Linked DNA regions of Homo sapiens: region 2 is linked to region 1. A link is an interaction called in ENCODE POLR2A ChIA-PET data of the cell type or tissue named here. Cell type or tissue: IMR-90. All regions are shown on one strand. Links, peaks and the distances in the headings refer to the core of each region. The heading gives the core; the rest is flanking DNA. Region 1 overlaps MYLK (myosin light chain kinase). Region 2 overlaps MYLK (myosin light chain kinase).

Region 1 (10,199 bases), core at 3,492-7,491:
ACAGAGTCCACCAAAACCCCTAAACTGAGCTTCATGTACAGTGTTCTTCATCCCAAAATCTTGCATGATTCCCTACTGCCTTTAGACTGGAATTCCTTGGCAGAATATAGGATGAAACTGGGGCCATGTCATCCTCTCCAGCCCAGAACAAGCTGTTAGCAGGACGCCTCTGCTGCTGCGGGGCCCCCGCCTGGAAGCCCGTCCCCTCTGGCCTGTCTTCGGGGCTTAGATCAAAGTCCAGCACTCAGCTCCCTCTCTTCCCACTTCCAGCAGCTCCTCCCGACACACTCATAGCACTTGTCAGCACTTGGCTGTAACAATTTTATCACTGTGAGTGTGTCTTCTCCTTCCACATCTATTGAGAAAAGACTCCCTCCACCTCTCAGAATGCCCTACTGCCTGAGGAGGGACCTGCTTAAATGGTGACTGATAGATGAAGCCTTAAGATAAGTTTTTTCCTTAACAAAACACTGGGCTCTTGAAGTCTTGGCGAGTGAAGGGACAGAAGGTGGGGCCGATTTTTTGAGACAACGCACTCTCCTGTACTGAAGCAAGACAGGCCCATTGCAAGGTCTGCTTCCACCACTGCAGGGAAAATACCAGAAACCTGGCAAGGCTAGGGGCACCATCAGTGTTTCAACCTTTGGACAACTCTTAACAAAATCGAGGAGTAAATAGTCATTAGTGTTTTCTGTTGATAGACAAATTCTCAGCTGCCACCAGTACCCTGATAAAATAATAGGAATTAACTAAGAGGTCATATAGCACGGTGGTCTAGGCACGGGAACTCAGCCACCTGAGTTCAAATCCCAGCTCTGTTACCCCCAGCACCTTGCATTTGGCAAGGTACTTAACTTCTCTGTTAGGTGGACAGTACAGTCATTGTTGGGAGGATTAAATGGGTGAAAAGTGTAAGAGGCCTAAGATAGTGTCTAACACATAGTGTTCAACATATGTCAGCTATTCTTTAAACACAATTTAAAAATATTTAGAAGATGTCTTACAGTTTGATTTGGGGCTCTCTCTGGAATCCCTTTCCACCTCTCCTGGTCTCTCTCTCCCCTTCGTGTGCAGCCTTCCTTGGATCATTTCTTCTGCTGCTGCTCTGGATCTGAACTGTTCCCTCTGGGACGGTTTCCATGGGAAGGGAGGCTGGAGTGGCTAGGATCTCTAGGCTCTTTACCACTAAGGGACCAGCAGGGAAAACATACTGCAGGCACTCAGGGCACGAGAAGACAGTGGCTAATGGCTCAGAAGAGTTTCTGAGACCAGGCCTGGGGTCTGCCTTACATCGCTTAGTTGAGTGAATTGTTTGTAAGTGGCTGTTGATGGCTCTGGGTTTAAACCCCATGCAAGCCCAAGAACAGCTGCCCCCAACTGACTTAACCTCAGTTTCCCTGAGGCTGGAGCAGCCACAGACCTCCCAACGCCAAACCTGCTGAGACCCTGAAGCCCATGGGCAGCGCCAAGCCTGATGAGAACCTGAAATCCACTAGCAAAGAAGAACTCAAGAAAGATATTAAGAATGATGCGAACTGCAAGAGAGGCCATGCAGGGACCACAGATAATGAAAAGAGATCAGAGAGCCAGGGGACAGCCCCAACCTTGTCCTGAGGATGGTGGATGCCACCCTGCATCCTGCCTGGAGAGATCACCGTAGGGTGACCTGGGAAATGTTCCCAGTCAGGGTTTCCAATCAGTTTTACCAAGGACTTTCCAAGTGGGAGAGCCCCACAGGGGCGGCAGGACAGGTTGTGGCGTCTGCTCCTCTGAAGTCTCACCCCAGCCCAATAATCCCCCATGCCTCAGGGGAGGGGGGCTGAGCCAGCAGAGGTGGGGGATGGAGGAGACGACTTCTGGAGGACCCTGCCAATCTGAGGACATCCACATGGAAAAGTTACTGCGTCAACACATTAGCAGAAAATAACATGTTTCTCTCTGCCAGCCAGTGTCCCCTTCACTCTTTCAGCGCTGAGATTCAATATACTCAGCTGCTCCAGGTGTGCTGTCCCAGATGTAGAGGGAAGACAGACCCTTACCGGGGGCTGAGAGGGATTCTGTGATCTTCAAATGCTCCATTCTGCTTGTGAGGGGAAGGCAGGCACGATAAAAGGTGAGGGAGGGAGTGGGGAGGGTGCTGCCAGGGGCCAGGGAGGGGAGCAGCCCACAGGAAGAGCACTCTGACACCTCAGCTGACTCAGATTTGACAGGACCTGTCCACTCCGGCTTCTTCTGTGGCTGCCCTCTGCCCCTCAAGGGTGAAATGTCACTTCCTGGGAGCTTCTTTGTACCCTACCCTGTCTGGAGCCACCAGCATCAGCTCAGGCAGGACTCTGTTCTGTGCTGGCAACCTATCCCTCCGCTGGCTGCCAGAATGGGGTGTGGAGGTCGGCCGGCCTCAGAGCTCCCACCCAGACTTGGGATTTACAAAAGCACTTCAAACCAAATTGAGGGTCCAGAGAAAATACTCCTGTGTCACCCCCATCTCTTCTCCAAGTATAAACTGGCTCCTCTGAAAACTCCAGACCCCAAAAGTCCACACAGATGGAAGGATTTGGGGCCCCCCTCCTCTCCCCACCATCCAAGAATGTGAAATACCAGCAAACAAAAGTCTCATCCAAATTAGGAAGCGAGTAGCTCTGTCTGCCCGTGAGTGTGTGCTGTAGGGGCTGTTTTGGGATTTTGGGTTTCCCGACAGATCCCTTCAAACCCACAGTGCTATCAAGACTGAAGTTATTGTTGACCCCAACTCAGAGCTCCGTGCCATCTGGTCACTGCACACCGTTCCCCAAACCTAAGATGCTTCTCTAAACAGCTCTTTACTCAGAGCTTCTCCCTGGCTCCAGCCTCTGTGTCCCCCACCTCCAAGCCTGTAGACAGAGCCCTCTCCATGCCGGAGCTTGGAATTAACTCAGGCTCAGGTCTCCTCTGGGGAGCCACAGGTGGCGGTGCCATGAGAGGGCTCTGCCAGATGGGTGCCGAGATGTGGGCATGTGCCACAAGGACCAGGATCCCAGCCCTTAGCCCCAGCCTTGGTGCATGTACCCAAGGCCCCTGAGCCGGGACCTATCCTTGAGTTAGCAGGAAACAGGGACGCGGCCCTCCTACCCAGCAGGCCCTCCTACCTGCTAAACCAGGTTAGCAGCCTACCTATGGGCTGCTAACAGGGGTCAGCGAGACCAACGCTCCATGAGCTAGGAGTGGCCCTGGTACAGAGGCCCCTTCTTCCCCAACCCCCATGCTCATTTACCTTCCTGGGAGAGGATGATGAACTTGGTGGTCTTGAGGGTCTTTCCGTTCAGCGTCCAGATGATGGTGGCTGGGGGGTCAGAAGACACCTGGCACTGGAGCAGCAGCTTCTTGCCCTCTGCCACATGAACATCTTGCAGCTTCTGCTTGAAGGCTGGGGCTGTCCCCTGGCTCTCTGATCTCTTTTCATTATCTGTGGTCCCTGCATGGCCTCTCTTGCAGTTCACATCATTCTTAACGTCTTTCTTGAGTTCTTCTTTGCTAGCGGATTTCAGGTTCTCATCAGGCTTGGCATTGCCCATGGGCTTCAGGGTCTCGGCAGGCTTGGCGTTGCCCATTGGCTTCAGGGTCTCAGCAGGCTTGGCGTTGCCCACGGGTTTCAAGGGCCCTGAAGGCTGTGCATTGCTCAGGGGCTTGGAACTCTCCACTGCCTTGGCATTCAGGGTCTCGGCACTGCTGCTGCCATTCTCTGCTGGTAATTTCTTCTTGCCACCCAGCACTGAGCGAAAATCCGGGGTGGCAGGTTTTGGCGGTGGCACCTTCTCAGGCACGGGGGTCTTGGAAGTCCCCTTCTTGGCCAGGACAGAGCGAAAATCGACCTGCTGGGGGCTGTGCACCTTCCTCTCTTCCTCAGACACAGTCTTTGGCTTCACTTGCCGCTGCAGGTTGGCACGGAAATCCATCTGCTCGGCTGGGATCTCCTTCAGGTCGTCTTCCGATAGGGTCTTTGTACTCACCTTCTTCCCCAGGAGGTCTCGGAAGTCCAGCTGCTCCACCTCCTGCTGGCGGATCGCCTCCTCAGTGTGCTGCCTCGTCTCCACGCGCCTCTTCAGCACCCCTCGCACGTCCTCGCCGTCTTCCTCCTCTAGCCAACCCTGCCCTCTTGCTGGCCAGCCAGGCCTCAGGGACCCATAGCGGTCACTACCACCACCATCAGCACCAACTCCTCCACCACAGAGGTCCTCGCAGCTGGCAGGCTCCCTCCCCCTGCAACCAGTGTAGGGAAAAAGGAAAGTAGCAGGAGGAAAAGGGGCTGGGTAAGAAAGAAACTTCAGGGGAGAGCAAATCCCTGAGGGTGGGAGGGTAGAGGGGAGCGGGAGGGGATGGGGGAGGCCGGCCAGGCTGTGTTTATAGATGGGAACATTGGTGAGAGGCGCTCGCTTGCTTAGTTGGTTTATTACATCGGTAATGACTTCAGTAGCCTTATAAGGGTGTGTGCAAAAAAAAAAAAAAAAAAAATCACCCCCTCCTTCCCCTGCTCTCCCTCCCTCATTCCCCTTCCAGGCTCTCCCTTCTGGCTTTGGCAGCCTCAGCTGCAGGACACAAACAATCTAGGGCTGCTGGGCTGGAGCTGCCGGGGCCAGGAGGAAGGTGGGGATGGGGGCATGGCCTGGAGGGGCAGCTCCTGGGGGCACTCACCGTGGAAGGGCTCTGGCAGAGCTGTTCTGTAGCATCAGTGACACCTGGCAACTGCATTCGCCAACCCGGTTCCTGAAGAATTCCAAAGATCAATAAAGATCAAGAGGCCCTCTGGGCAAAGGGCCTGTTCAGTGTGGACTTGATCACAGGCTGCTGGCCAGCGGGGAAGATGGAAGTCGCCGGCTTGACTGAGACATTCACCCCAGCCTTAGATTTAGGGCAGGACCCTCTCACTGTGTGGTCACCCTTTATTTTCTCAGCTCTTATTTAAAAAGAAGAAGAAAAAAAGAATGTCTGGACAACAGCTAAGGCAGGCATCCAGAAATAGGAACACTTTTCTGTAAGTATATAATATAATCATTCAATCAATCACTCACTCACTCAACCAATAAAAGGGGAAGGAGAAAGGCTAACCCTGCTGGGAACTGTGATGTAGCAGGTTGGTCTAGACAGATAGGCCCTGGTGGTGGGCCTGCCCAGTGACCTTGACTCTGACTCCATGATCCCTTAACACAGAAGTAGTTCCTTTCCCTCTCTTGCTCGGGAATGGAAGCACCCTTAACCCCCACTCATTGATAATGCTCTCAGATCAGAACTTTTTGTGTTAAAAACCCAACAAGTGTTTTCCTACATGAGTGGCCCTTTCTCTTCTTCCTTCAGGTGGGGAGGGCTCTGGATTCTTCATGTCCATAAACCTGGTCAGTCTCCTGCTGGTGCACAGAGGCTCAGGCCCTCTGCTCAGGGGAGGGGCTGTACCCTGTCTGGCTACAGTGCAGTGGATTTGCAGCAGATTGTCCCTCCAACCCCATAAGGCTGCCACCTGCTGGCATTTCTGAGCTCTGACCAGACAAGAAGGTTCTGCTCAGGCTAGGGGAAGGGGTGGGGGCAGGTCTGCGAGCCAGAGGTGACTAGTGATGGTTGTAACAACTGCATTTCATACAGCACCCTCCAGCTTTCATGACACCCACACGCAGTTCTTTCTTGATATCCACAGCATGCCAGAGAGGTATAGAGTACTGCCATGCCCAATTTAAAGATAAGGAAAGGGGGCTCTGGGGTGGGACCCTCAGGGTCTCTGACAACAGTGCTCCCACTCATGCCCCTGGATGTGGCCGTCTCACTAGCACTCAGACCCAATAGCAGATGTGCCAAGCTCTGTGACAGATTCTTTACATGAGCCATCTCATTTAATCTTAGAACAGCTCTGTGAGATTAGAGTCACCACTGTTTTTATAAGGTAAGAAATATGAGGCTTATAAAGGTAAAGTAGTCCAGGCGCAGTGGTTCATGCCTGTAATCCCAGCACTTTGGGAGGCTGAAGTGGGAGGATTGCTTGAGCTCGCACGTTTGACACCAGCTTGGGCAACATAGCAAGACCTTACCTCTATTAAAAAATATAATACTGAAGGTCAAGGTTAAGTAATTTGCCTAAACACACAGAGCTTGCTAGTGGAGGGAGGGGTTGGGACCTGTGACCCTATGACCTTTGCACTCTACCCTACTGTGCTTATCAGTACAAATCTGGTCTGGGACATGTGTGTGTTCATGCACATATGTAGTTATCAACCATACACATGATGTACACATATACTGGTCTAGCTGGCAGGCACCTGCACCTGGAGGTCTGTGTTTGGGAATATGTGCACATATGAGTTACATCCACCTGGACAGGCATCTGAGCATGCGTTCTTGTGTATTCTGCTGGCGTGTGTGGGTCTCCACCTCACTCTGCCTGGCCTCCCTCCCAGTGGACAGACACTGGTAGCCCATGGCCTGGCCCAGGATTCTCAGGGGCTCTGGGGCGCTGCTCACCCTTGGGTGCTGGCACCCATTTGAAGCAAGGAGAAGCCAATCGTTGCTGTCCTCCAGCCCTCCTCCCGCCTGCTGGGCTCCTCTCCTTTGTCCTTCTCTCCAGTGCCCTCGTGCTGTCCCAGGCTGTGCTGGTGCAGGTGCCTTCCTGACTGCCTTAGCTCTTTCACTCCTCTCTCCTCCCTGGCCATGTATCCCATAGCCTGTCCCCTCCCAGCCACCCTCCTCAATGCTCAGACTGTCAGAGGGCACAGATTCAAGGTGCAGGGAGTCTCAAGTCTGGAGAATTTTGAGTTCAGGTTGTTCCTTTGCTCAACAAACAGCAATTAGAAACCTCATGGGTGCCAGGCCCTGGGAGAACGAAGAGGTCCTCAGTGTGCCCCGAGTTCTCAACACTTAAAAAGGCTTATGGACTTTGGGTGAGCTTGTAGAATAACTGTGTGAGGTCACCCTGCTTCTGCCAGGCTGCTGGCCAGTGTCAGGCCACTCTTTTCCTACCTTTAAGCACAGCCTTGTGGTGCCTGGGTTGACATGGAGCAGGAAGATGAGATGCCCAAGGGCTGTGTTTGCCTGGCAGCCCTTTCAGCATCTCCTCAGCAGAGTTTCCTCCTGTCACCAGTAGAACACAGCCCAGATGCAAACATCAGGAGCAGACACTGCCCAGATGGCGGCTTTACCCCAGCTGGACTCCTCTGAGGCTTTGGTGGTGGACAGCCCTGTGCCGCAAGCTGGAGTAAGCCGATTCTCCCCATGGGGGAAGCAGGTAAGGGCTTCTGTCACTTTCCATGACCTGTGCTCAAGGTGGGGAGCACAGACTCAGACAAGCCTCTCAAGGGCTCCTGTCCAATCCAGCCCCAGGCCTTACCCTGTGGCCCCCAGCAGTCTAAGGGGTCAGAGAAAGGTGGAGGACTTGGGATACAAAGGCTGACGCATTAAGTGGATCACCTGGTGGCAGGGCAATAGCAGTAACTATTCCTACAGCCATACCCTTAAATCTCTGCTGGGCCTTTAAAGCAAACCATGGGTTCATTTGCAGCCTATAAAGTTCATAGTGGCCTCCTGCCTGGGACCCACATGTCAGATCACCTAAGCTGCTGGAACAGGGTCTTGGGGCCATCTTTGACATCTGCACATAACCAGTTACAAAATCAGGGCCGGGGCTGAAGATGAGGCCCCATCCCAGGAGCTGCCACAGAGCATATGGGGCTATCATCCTATAAACTGAACCTTTCACAAAGAGTCCTTTTGCCTTGGCTTACTAAGCTCTGAATAAGAGTTCCACTCTGGTTACAAAGCCTTGGATCCTGTCCCACCCTGAATCATCTACCTCTTGGATGGGTTCTATATGGAAAAATTACTTTAAAGAACTAATTTCGGCCGGGCATGGTGGCTCACACCTGTAATCCCAGCACTTTGGGAGGCTGAGGTGGGCGAATCATGAGGTCAGGAGATTGAGACCATCCTGGCTAACACAGTGAAACCCCGTCTCTACTAAAAATACAAAAAAAAAAAAAAAAAAAAAAATTAGCCGGGCGTGGTGGTAGGCACCTGTAGTCCCAGCTACTCAGGAGGCTGAGGCAGGAGAATGGCGTGAACCCGGGAGGTGGAGCTTGCAGTGAGCCAAGATCGTGCCACTGCACTCCAGCCTGGGCGACAGAGTGAGATTCTGTCAAAAAATAAAAAATAAATAAAAAAGAACTAATTTCCTGGCAAGTGTCAAGTGTTTCAAGTATTCCAGCTGGAATTTTGAGCTGACTTTTTGTCATTTCCCCTTTTGGTACAGTAGACAAGAGCTAGGAAGGGAAGAGAGGCAGAAACTACCCACCCATACCTGCCTCACAATCCTAGCAGGGACAGGCAGGATCTGCCCACCCCTCTACCCCCTGCACACCGGACCCCCGGCTTCCTCCCAGCCATCCAGTCATTCCCCTCGAAAGGCACCCTGCTCTACGTCTAGGTTGCTGGAGGAGTGAGGTCTCTGGCAGGCCTGCCACGTACCCTCAGGAAACTCTCCACTGACTTGCTTCTTCTCAGGTGGGGAAAAAGCCAAGGCCAGGGCAGTGGCCTCCGAAAGGAATGAAGAGGCTGGACTTTGGGGAAGAAAAAGAGGCAAAGGCTGCAGGCTGGAGGCTCCAGTGTGGTTTCCCAGGTCCTTCCAGTTCCCTGTGCACTTGGGAGAAACTCCCCAAGCAGAGCCATAAGGAATGGAAGAGCATCTGATTTAAGTCAAAAGATGAGGGCTTGAACTTGGGCTCTGTTACTTGCCTTTGGATGGCCACAAGCAAGTCCACGACCCTGAGACCTCAGTGTCCCCCGTTATTAAATGACGATGAGGCTGGATAACTTCTGAAGCCCCTTCCTGCTGGGACAGTCTAAATTTTATGACTGTCCCCAGCTGGCCCCAGACAGTCTGCCTGCCGACCTCCTGGTGCACGCCTCCTCTCTGGCCTGGCAAACTTCCCACAGCCCTTTGCTTGGCTCTGCCCCCACCCCACCCTTTCTTGCTCGGCCTACTCAACAGCTAAGCCTTATCACATTTGCCAAGATTCAGCCTTCCTTTTCCATCAAAATCCCCAAACAAGCTCATCTCCTCTAGGATGTCTGGCTTGAGTAATGTAAGTATTATCTCAAAGTGCTACTCCTTCTATACTGACGAGATCATCAGCAGGTATTTTTACACATCATCGGTTTCCATTCTTTGTACTGACCTAGGGGGTAAGCGTGTACCTTCTCCCCATTTTGGAGGCAGAGTGGCCTTCCTGGTAATAACTAGTTCAAGCATAATGCAAAGGCAGTTGATGCATTCTGAGTGTACCGCTAATAATAGTAGGGGGACCAGCAGCTCACAAGCATCCCATCACTTGACCACAACAGACATGTCATTGAGCTCAGCTGAGATTAGCCTTGCCTAAATCAGCAGAACTTTATAGGAGACCCAAAGACTCCTAAGAAATAATGAAACTGCTTTAAAAATAAACGAGCTATTTTTAATAGTTATTAAGTATTGGGGTGGTTCGTTATGCAGCAAAAGATAACTGATTCAGGTATAAAGCACATGGTCACAAAGGACCTAAGGGGATGGGGTACATATTGGGTTTTGCAGTAGCCTTGGCATTTAGCTCTAGAGCTTATTTGTAGCTCAGAGCTGTGAACATGATGGGCTCAGCATGGGGAGATGATAAAGTACAGGCGAGAAAGCCCCTTGCAAAGTGGTCAGGCACCCGGGCCAGGACAGGTCTAACCATCCTCAGGATGTGGCACGACCTCCTATTTGTAGGTTAGGTGCAAACAAATGCTCTTCTTCGATGCTTACACCAACCCCAGGACCCACAGAAGGCATTCTGTCTCCATCAATCCAGGGCTGGCATAGGATTTTAAGAGACAGGGCATTTTCAAGGTAAAAGAGCATTTCTGAATCACATTCATCTAATAAATAGCTACCCAATGTCGACTATGGGCTCTCCACTGTTCCAGGCCTGGAAATGTAGCAGTGTGCCTCATGGAAATGTAGCAGTGTGCCTCATGGAAATGTAGCAGTGTGCCTCATGGAAATGTAGCAGTGTGCCTCATGGAGCTGACCTTCCCATGTAACCTAGCAAGCCCTTGAAAAGGAGAGAAAAAAGTAATGGGGAAAGGTAGCCTCCCTGTGGTAGTTTTAAAATGTCTGCAAATTCTTCTCTCCAAGAGGTGGAACTGAATTTACCTCCCCTTGAGTACGGGCT
Region 2 (10,199 bases), core at 2,899-6,898, 79 kb after region 1:
AAGGATGGGATTGAATTAAAAATCAAGTCTGACCCATGGCCTGTGATGCTTCCACAAGCCACTATGCCCCTGTAGATCCTGTAGTTATCCCTATGCTGAAAACAAAAGAAACCCCCAGCTTAGAAAATAACTATAGGACAGAACGATTAAACAAAACAATAATAAAGACCGAGAGCAAAGCAGAACCATAGGTAATTTTAGCCTTCTTTCTACCTTTGCTTATCTGCTTTCTTAAGTAGAATATTGCATTTTTACTTTAAAACATTCTCAAAGTAAGCCATTTAGAGTGGTGCTGTGGACAGATCAGTGATCCTGACTGTATTACTATAGTACTATGATGCCCATTGTTTTATTAGGCAACTGCTATGTGCTTGCGCACATCTGCCATTGCATCAACCCTCCAACTATGCTGGGAAGTAGGAATTATTATTCCCATCTCAGCTATGGGGCCTAGAGAATGTAAGCAGAACAAATTCAAACTCAGATATCCTGGCTACGAAATCTGTGCTTTCTATTCTTTCCATGGCCCCACAACACAGAGTTTCTTGATTTCCTGTCCTGATGTTTTTTGATCATTTGAGCTCTGGCAAGCCCATGTTTATAAGCACGGGGCTGGCCACTGCTCCCTGAAGAAGAGGTCAAGGTGAACTGGTCCACCCTGAGGTATATACCCACACTCTGCCACAGCTCGAGTCTTGCGCTCACCCTCTCTTCCCCTGTGAAACTTTGGGGAGGTTCAGGAAGCATGACCAAGTGTAGAACAGAGACCTGAGGGCCACAAGGCAGATGAGGCGAAGAGCAGTGAGAAGGGGCCTGAGCCAGCTTGGGAACTGGGCTGAGGGTGTGGAGCAGACGATAGTGGTGATCTGAGTTCAGGGTAGGAGGGGAGATAGAACACAGAACAATGACAGAGCCAGGGGTCTCCAGTCTACTGCCCAAAAAGCATCTCCTGCCACCTCTAGCATCCAGACAGCTCCTTGTTTATGCACAGGGACATGTGTATATACCCACACGTGATCTCCAGAGTTCCCACTAGTTAGGCCTTTGACTGCATCTCCTGAGCAAATGGGCTTATTTTTTACAGACAAAATGATTTCCAGAAAGCTAATAGTCATATTTGCAGCCCATCTCTAACAACTATAATACAAGACTGTACAGTGCTTATTTCTGTATGCTATTCTTACCCCAGGTTTATTATTTCCTACCCATATTTTCCCTTCTCTATTCTGACTCCACACCTCTACTCCAGAAGAAGATTCTAAGCATTATAAAATTTAATCTATATGATGATGCATTCTCAAGGGGGTAATATCATCCCTAAGGGGGGGCGATAATTGGTTCTCAGGAGTAAGGGGCAAAAAGTCTTACTCTTTTTACATATACACACAGATATACTCCAGTACACATATATGGTATAGAGTATAACTGTGGTATTAAATTTGCACTAGGGGATTCCTCGGGAGGGTGATAATGGGGAGATAATGGTGATAATAAGAATCATCAATCCCCATCTCTACTAAACAAAATACAAAAAATTAGCCGAGCGTGGTGGCAGGCGCCTGTAGTCCCAGCTACTCAGGAGGCTGAGGCAGGAGAATGGCGTGAACCCGGGAGGTGGAGCTTGCAGTGAGCCAAGATTGCGCCACTGTACCCCAGCCTGGGCAACAGAGTGAGACTCTGCCTCAAAAAAAAAAAAAAAAAAAAATCACCAATCTATAAGTCAGCAATATGCTCGAGCAGCCCATCAACAGACAGCCCCTTCCCAGGGCCTGAGATTGTCAGACCCGCCACCCTCAGAAGTAAAATCAGGCAAGACGCAGAAGCCCAGTCACCCCTTCCTCCACTGCCCAGCCACTTCCCATGTGCTCGCCCAGGGGCGGCTGAAACCTGCAGGTGTGACCTTTGTTTCCATCTCTGGAGACTAACAGCTGCCCCTTGAGTGGCTCATAGAAGAACCTGTTTAGGGACAGTGTGTTCAAGGGCAGATTCCTTGGTCTCACCTCAGTGGGTCTGGGTAGGACCCTGCAGGCACCCAGTGGCTTCTGCAGGATCCCACCTTGAGAAACCACTCTCGACAAAGTGCCTCCACGAATGATTCCAGCACTAAGGTGTCCAGAATTTCACTTCAAACCCCAAATAGCTATGTCCTGGCAGCTAAAAATGAAGAGTGGGGGTGGGGTTGGGTATGACTTGAGTTTATGACAAAAGAGCTTTGTCTCAGATAATTCATTAATTCAGTACCAGTGTTCACTGTGCATGTGGGGGACTGACTGGCGCCAGTCTGCTCCAGAAACAGTCTTTCCCCACTCCTTTCGGGACTGAGCCACAGCAGCTCTCCTGTCCTCTAGCTCAACAGAGTATGGCATTTGATGGGGTTGTGCCTGCGCCTGAGCAGACTGGCTGGGGGATGGTGGCCTGGGAACCAGTCTCCCTGGGCCCAACGTCCCCTTGCACACGGATGAGGCAGGCCCAGCATGACAGGCTGTGGAAAGTATGTTCAGGTGCCTGGCTCCCCTCAGCCTAATGCCTTTTAAGTCAGGATCCAGATTTGATTTGATTTTCCTTGCCTTCCTGGCTCCAACTCTTCCAGGCTCATTTTTCACTCCCCTGTCAGGCTTCCCAGCATTTGGTGGCCGGGTTGAGCCAAGTTCTTCACACTCCACAGACAACCTCCCTCCCAGGCTTGGGACTCTGTGCTCACCATCTAAACTCCAGCTCTCAACAGGCTCTGCCTGCCCCCACCTCGTCCTGCCGTAATCCCTGCTGGAGTTTTCTGAGTGGCTGAGAGGGACCTGCAATTCTTAGAGGAGTTGCTCAGGGACTCAGCGTGCCACCACATGAGAGAAGAACAAGTGAGTCTATTGCTCATCCTCACCATCACTATCAGGACATAAGTCTCTTCTCACCATCACCATCTCCCACCCGCCTTTATTTCAGAGTTCTTCAGCAGAGGCAGGGGACAGGGATTAATTTGAAGGAGACATCAGGTCCAATGTGTGACATCAGAACACACTTCCTCATTCCCACACGACATGCCAGCACTCAAGGTTGATGTGCATGTAGAGGGTGTGGGAAGTGCAGATTTAGAGCCTCAGCAAGTTGAGGATGTCAAACCTTTGAATACAGGGACAGTGTCTTGGTTTTCTCTGTCATCTGTTTATTGCATGAGTACAAACATCCTGCATACCATTAGTGTTTACTGAACGAACCTGCAAACTAGTCACTTAAGTCAGCCTGTCACGTAGCAGTGGGGTCAACTGGTAAGCATGCTCATAAAACCACCAGGTCCCTACTCCAAAATCTTGTTTAAAATTTATTTTTATGGTTGGGCGCGGTGGCTCATGCCTGTAATCCCAGCACTTCGGGCGGCCTAGGTGGGTGGATCACCTGACGTCAGGAGTTTGAGACCAGCCTGACCAATGTGGTGAAACCCCATCTCTACTAAAAATACAAAAATTAGCCCGGCATGGTGGCACGTGCCTGTAATCCCAGCTACTTGGGAGGGTGAGACAGGAGAATTGCTTGAACCCAGGGGGCAGAGGTTGCAGTGAGCCGAGATTGCGCCACTGTCCTCCAGCCTGGGCAACAGAGCGAGATTCTGTCTCAAAAAATAAAATAAAATAGAAATAAATGTATTTTTATGAAACCATGTTATGTTGGAACAGGAAGGGGCATCACAGTCATCTGGTTCAACTCTCTCATTTTATAGGATGAGGAAACTACAGCCCAGAGGGCAGACTGAATTAAAGACAAAGACCCAAGCACATGATACCAGAACTGCCCTCCTTCCAGATCACACTGTTGGTCTTAAGAGAGGCAGCTCCTTAAGATAGCCGACAAGCTGCCCAGTAAACACGTTTGCAAATGACAGCACTTTGGCATCACGGGCTGACTGCAGTGCCCTAGAGTATTTAAATCCATCCCTGCTCAGCCATCACCTAACCAAGTCTGACTGAATATCTACCACGGGCCGGGCACTGTCCTAGGTGCTATAGAGAACACAAAGATGAATAAGAGATTGTCTAGAGGCTCACATTCTAGAGACAAGTACTTAAATAACCAGAACATAAAGCCAAAGATACACAGTACAGGAAAGCCCCAGGGTGATTCAGCAGGAAAGAGACCACAACTGGCAAGGAAAAGTGGGATGGGCTCCCTGGAAGAGGTGACATTTGGAAGAAGCAGGGTAGCACTATGACAGATTAGGGGTCCGGGCTCCAGTTAGAAAGGATGATGGAAGTCCAAGAGGCAAATCCCGGGACCTGCTCAGGGAATGTAGGGCCTGGCAACTGGGAAGAGTGCTGGTCTGGGGAACTAGCCCCACATCGTGGAGAAAGGCAAATGCCAGGCCAGGAGTCTGCAGTCAGAACAACTGGAGGCTTCTGGCCAGAGAGGAAGTGCTCCAAGCCAATTGTTGGGAAGACCCTCACAGTAGATGAAGCCTGGAAGGGACTGAGGGAGGAGCTCTGGGAGCACTGGGCCACCAAGTCTCCAGTAACTCTGCCCTCCAGTGGCTGGACAAATGGAATCCTGAGGGGGTCACTAGAGGCCTGGCCTCATCCTTCAGTCGAGCTCTCCTGGAGGGTGCTGTGCTCTTAGAGGCACTGGCCCTCCATGCACATACTTCCCTCCATTTCATTCTGCATATCTTTCCCCAAGTGCTGACAAATGGGAGAGGGGGTAACTAGCACTCTCTACCCTCTAACAAAACTAGAAGGGGTTCTGTAAAATGCCACACAAACCTATGGCATACTATTAAAAATCAGATGTGATCAGAACAAACCACAAAGAAAACTCCAACACCAACTCCAATACAAATAGGCACTGAATAAAATAATAAAATGTTGAAGATGGGAGCAACGGTCAAGATGATTTGGTCCAACTCTCAGCCTGATGTGTGTAGATCTCAACACCACAGTCCTCACAAATGATGGCCAGCCCTCCCCAAGCACCTCCTCAAACCACAAACAGCCTACACAGTAGCCAGCTCATGGTAAAGTGCTTCATAAACATTACTTGAATGAATCAAATCTAAACACTCAAAATCTTTCTTAAATAAAAACAGAACATTAAGGAGACAAGAGATTAATATTTAGAAAACTTACAGACTGAATAAATAATCTCTTTTTACTGGGCATCTACCAGGAGCTGGCACCGAGGTGTGTTTTATAAAAACTAGGCATGTAAAACAGAGAACACACACTACAACAGACACATCACAGAATTTCAGATGTTGAAGCGTCTTAGGGATCATCTGAATCGTGATTTTATAAGAAGGAATGTGAGACTCGGGAAGGTTTAGTGGTTTGTAGAAAGTTTAAGGCAACTATGTGGGAACTAGAACCCCAGTCCAGGGCTCTTTCCACAACACACTACGTTAATTATCTAATTAAAATCTAAATTGTAGAGTGCAGAATACAACCCTCTTGGAATATGGAAATGGAAAGAAATGCAATGAGGTAGAAGAGCTAGAAAAGGCTTCATAGAGGAAGGAAAGTTTAATTTTCTGTTTTGATATTGAGAATTCATTAGTTGCAAGATCACTGAAGACAGCAATCATGTTTTATTTTTCTTTGTATCTCCAGAGTCTGGAGCACAGAGGAGGCTCAACTCACATTGGTCATTATTTATGAAAGTAGTGTCTTACTTATTAACTTTACTTAGAGTTGGAAGGAAGATAGATATTAGAAGGAATCTGAACATCCTGGGCTCTCCAGAAATTGTATCTATGTGAACAAATGAACCAGACCTCAGTGCTATCGCTCATGCCTGTGTAGATCCCCTACACCACTTTGAGTATACAGTTAAGAGGAAGAAAACCCCAATCTGGTCTCTTTATCTCTCATCGGTCATTTTGCCACTCAGCTTTGTTTCCATTTCAAGGCAGACAGTCGAGATAATTGGAAACACGTTAAAACAATAGGAGCCTAAGGCCTTATTAGTAGAGAGACAGACATATCTAGACAGGGCCAGCCATCTAGTAAGTAAACCATCACTGAGAAATTTTAAAAACACAGACACTTAAAGAACTTACAACAAAAAATAATTCTATTCATACAGTTCCAAATCCTCTTCTAATTTTAGGTAGTGAACACATTGATGGATTTTCTATGGTTGTGATCAGAGTGTGCACAGTGTTTGTTCTACTTTTCTTCCTACTTTGTTATTCACACGCATTTTCATTTATGGATATAGCTACCACAATGACAAATAGGTGATTATGTAATATTTGCCACATTGATGTGTTTGTATAATAATCTATCTCCTTTTGAGTACAAACTAGTTCCTTTTTTGTTATTAAAAATAGTGCTTTGGACATCTTTGTAGCAACTACATTTTTTCTTCTCCTTTAAGAGTTAAGTTATAGTGTCAAAAGCAGAATTCTTGGCAAGGCACATCAACAGTTTTATTGCCCTTGTAACATTCTGCCAATCTAAGCCCCAAGGAGGCTGAACCAATAATCAGTACTTCCAACAAAGGAAAACCTCACCTGTTTCCTCACAGCCCCAGCAGTGGGCTCTTGGTATCTTATTTTGCTAGTTTTTTAGGTGCATAAATACTTTTAAGGTATTTTGATTTCCATTTGTTTAAATGCCAGCAGAGTTGTGTAATTTTTTAAATGCAGTGTTATATATTTTCCATGCCCGGACTTTGTCTACACTTCTTTCACTGTAAACTGTGTATTCATCTTTGACCATCTGTCAAATAGAATCTGGACATTGAACTCAGACAGCTGTACTGAGTCTTCTTGCAGGCATTTTTATTGTGCTTTTAAAAAATATACAGAAGTAATTCCTGTCTACTGTTTACAAAAAATTCAAGCAATAAGAATGTGTACAAAGTAAAAGGTGAAAGTTGAGGGTATAAAATGGCTAAAGGTTTCTTTCCTTCTTTATCTTTCCCCTCCGTGCAACAGTATTACTTCTCAGCTATAACCCTTGACATAATCTTTTTTTCTTTTAATTATTTTTATTTTGCTCTGTGTCTATTTCTTGATTTAAGAATTTAGACAGCACTTAGTGGAGTCCCACAGGAGTGATGAGAAATTTCTCTGGCTTACGGTGCCTCCCTCTTCCTGGCCTTGACTTGATTTTTAGATCTTTTATTGGACATTTATAGCATAATCACTAACTCCAATGCCTACAGAGGCTGGGCAGGAAACACATGTAGGGAATGTGGGCTGGGACAAGAAATGTCACGAGGCCCTTCCTGTCCATTTCCTGCTTTCCCATTATGAATATAGACTTGGCTAGGAGAAAAGCAAGGTCCTCACTGGCAACAGGCACTTGTCCTTAGTGTTGGGAGATGCCTTGGAATGGTGGGGACTATAACGACCTGGAAACTAATGTCAGACACAGTGACGGCACCCTCTGGGCCAGTGTGGCCATGTGGAAACATTGCCAGCTCTCATTTGTAAAGAAAAGCCACTTATACACGAATCATATATGTACATTTTCCATTTGCAAATCTTTGCTCAAACTTTTTGAGAACACCACTGGCCAAACACAAAAGGTCTGTGTGCCAAATACGGCTCATGGGTTGACTTTCTTTTTTTTTTTTTTTTTTTTTTTTTTTACCTCTGTCATTATGGTTTTAAGTCACATACTTAAACCTGTTATTTGATCCATCCATTTTAGGTGGAATCTCTTTACTTCCCACTGTGTAAGATGGGGACATTAGTGTCACTATATTTTTCTCTTCCTCTGTTTTTCTGTCTCTACCTTACCATTCACCATCCCTCTACTTTCGGCTTGCCAAAACTTACAGGATTTACTTTCTGTACTGTAACTATAATGAACACTTTTGACTTTTGTCTATGGATTGATTTTTAAAAACAACAATTTTCTTATAGCAATATTATATTGTATAAATGTTGTTTTCAGACATCTGGTGTCCATGAATTAACTGTTAACCATCAGTGGCTGAAGAACTAGTTTCCAAATGCAGGTGGCTTCTGTGGATTTTCTACCTCTTGGGAGTAGTCCTATCTCCCTGAATGAGGGGGCGGACTGCAAGCCCCACATGGGGAATGTCTATTAGCAGGCTTCACATAGAGGACTTGGTCATAGTCACAGGCTTGGTCATGGAGCAAGTGGGCAGATGATGGCACATCCAACACACTTCCATCCTGTTTCTTATAAACTAACATCTACAGCAGGAGCTTCAATTCTCTCCATATACATGTTTAGTAAATAGGCTTTCCTTTAATCACCCCGACTTCTGCCCTACATCCACTCCTAATCTCCAAATCCTTTAATCTCAAATATATGGCTGAAGCCTCACCCCTTAACTGTTCTGCAGGCAGAGCTAATATGTCCTTCAATGCAATGCCAAGAAAATCTCTCATCCACTAATGTCCCTCTCACGTTTTTAGCGCAGCTATGAATGCATTCTCTTTGGACTGCTTCATGTTTATTTCGATGTCATATTTGTCAGGAAGGGAAGTTAAGACATCTGTTCAGTCCACCATTTTGAACCCAAAGTGACCACCAGCTGTTGACTATGGTAAATTTTCAGTAATACTTGCCCTGCCACTTCTCATACTGCTGCTTTCCCTTTGAGTACTTTGGAAACTCTGTGACACCTGGGCTACCAGCCACGTGGAATAGACACCTGTGGAAAATTTGGGAGCACATTCAAGCTTGCTGGGATATCAAGGTTAGCATTCTACAATGAAGATGAAGGACAAAGATTCTCTCATCAACAGATCACATTTTTCTTTGAATGAATCTTGAGAATTCACTTAATTCTCAAGAATGTAATGCCTTCATTTTATTGTGAATGGGACAACTATTTCCAGTCTATCTTCTAGCTGTGGGTTAGTGATATACAGTATGGGAAGTTGAATTATGTGTGAGAAGGCTCTCAATCAGCCCTGTCCGAAAGGACATTCTATGATAATGGAAATGTTCAAGAATCTGTGCTGTCCAATATGGTAGCCATTAGCCCCATGTGACTATTCAGCACTTAAATAGTGCTGATGCGGCTGATGCGGCTGAGGAACTGAATTTTCAATTTTATTTAATTTAAATTCATGTTAATTTAAGTTTAAGTAGCCACATGTGACTAGTGGGTAGGTATCCTATTGGACAATGCAATTCTGTATCTTGAACAGCTCACTCTCATTGAAGAAGCAAAAGATAAACAATAATGGATCAAATTATAAATTGATTAAAAAACTGATAAAGAGTAGGCCGGGCACAGTGGCTCACGCCTGTAATCCCAGCACTTTGGGAGGCCGAGGTGGGCGGATCACCTGAGGTCAGGAGTTCGAGACCAGCCTAGCCAACATGGTGAAACCCTGTCTCTACTAAAAATACAAAAATTAGCCGGGTGTGGTGGCACGCGCCTGTAGTCCCAGCTACTCAGGAGGCTGAGGCAGGAGTGTCGCTCGAACCTGGGAGGCGGAGGTTGCAGTGAACCGCGATTGTGTCACTGCACTCCAGCTTGGGGCAACAGAGTAAGACTCCATCTCAAAAAAAAAAAATTGATAAAGAGTAAAAATGAGTCTCATATATATATAAAAGTATTATAGGCGTTCAGAGAAGGGAACAATTGAGGGTTAGAAAGTTCAGAATTAGAGCTGTGAAGTGGATCTGTGTGCTAGTGTGAAAACAAAAACACCGAAAGACATTCAGTAAAAAGAGCAAGTTGCAGATGGTTACCAGAGGCTGGGAAGGGTAGTGGGAGGGTGGGGGTGGGGGAGGAGGGGGGGATGGCTAATGGGTACAAAAAAAAAAGAAAAAATAAGACCTACTATTCGATAGCACAACAGGGTACCTATAGTCAATAATAATTGTATTTTTCAAAATAAAGAGTGTAATTGACTTGTTTGTAACTCAAAGGATAAATGCTTGAGGGGATGGATACCCCATTCTCTACAATGTGTTTATTTCACATTGCGTGCCTTATCAAAATATCTCATGTACCCCATAAATATATATTTCCTACTATGAACTCACAAAAAAATAGAAAGAGCAAATTGTAGGTTACTATGTATACATGGCCCATTTGTGTATATACAAGGATATTCAGATATATGCTAATATTTGTATAAATCATTTCTGAAAGGATACTCAACATTATTAATGGTGGCCACCTATATAGAGTAGAAGTGAGGGCTAAGGCAAATAACTTTTAACTTTGTCTGAATTTTTGTTTTAAAAATAGTTTAGCATTTAAATCATGCTTTTCTTTGT

Evidence for each region. ChIA-PET counts read pairs that join two places held together with the same protein. Peaks named below come from ENCODE experiments on the same cell type or tissue, not always from the same donor. Only the 100,000 strongest peaks of a DNase experiment are listed, where the experiment ranks them.
Region 2: POLR2A ChIA-PET joins it to region 1 with 8 read pairs; 2 of 35 experiments call an interaction of 5 or more read pairs at or near these places.

Annotation. Positions count from the first base shown.
Region 1 is chr3:123,696,770-123,706,968 of GRCh38, forward strand. MYLK (myosin light chain kinase) reads right to left here. Exons shown (of 34, transcript NM_053025.4): 17 at 4,669-4,740; 18 at 3,251-4,236. LOC105369194 (a long non-coding RNA gene) reads left to right here. Exons shown (of 3, transcript XR_924417.4): 2 at 7,097-7,240. Among named protein-coding and RNA genes, the nearest start is that of MYLK-AS2, 12 kb to the left of the region's middle. In IMR-90, for the core only: a CTCF peak has its summit at 5,509 (motif pointing left); DNase peaks (open chromatin) are centred at 4,452 and 5,512; H3K27ac peaks cover 1,041 bases.
Region 2 is chr3:123,776,829-123,787,027 of GRCh38, forward strand. All of the region lies in intron 4 of MYLK (myosin light chain kinase), which reads right to left. Among named protein-coding and RNA genes, the nearest start is that of MYLK-AS2, 92 kb to the left of the region's middle. In IMR-90, for the core only: a CTCF peak has its summit at 4,519 (motif pointing left); DNase peaks (open chromatin) are centred at 4,073, 4,953 and 5,243; H3K27ac peaks cover 2,590 bases.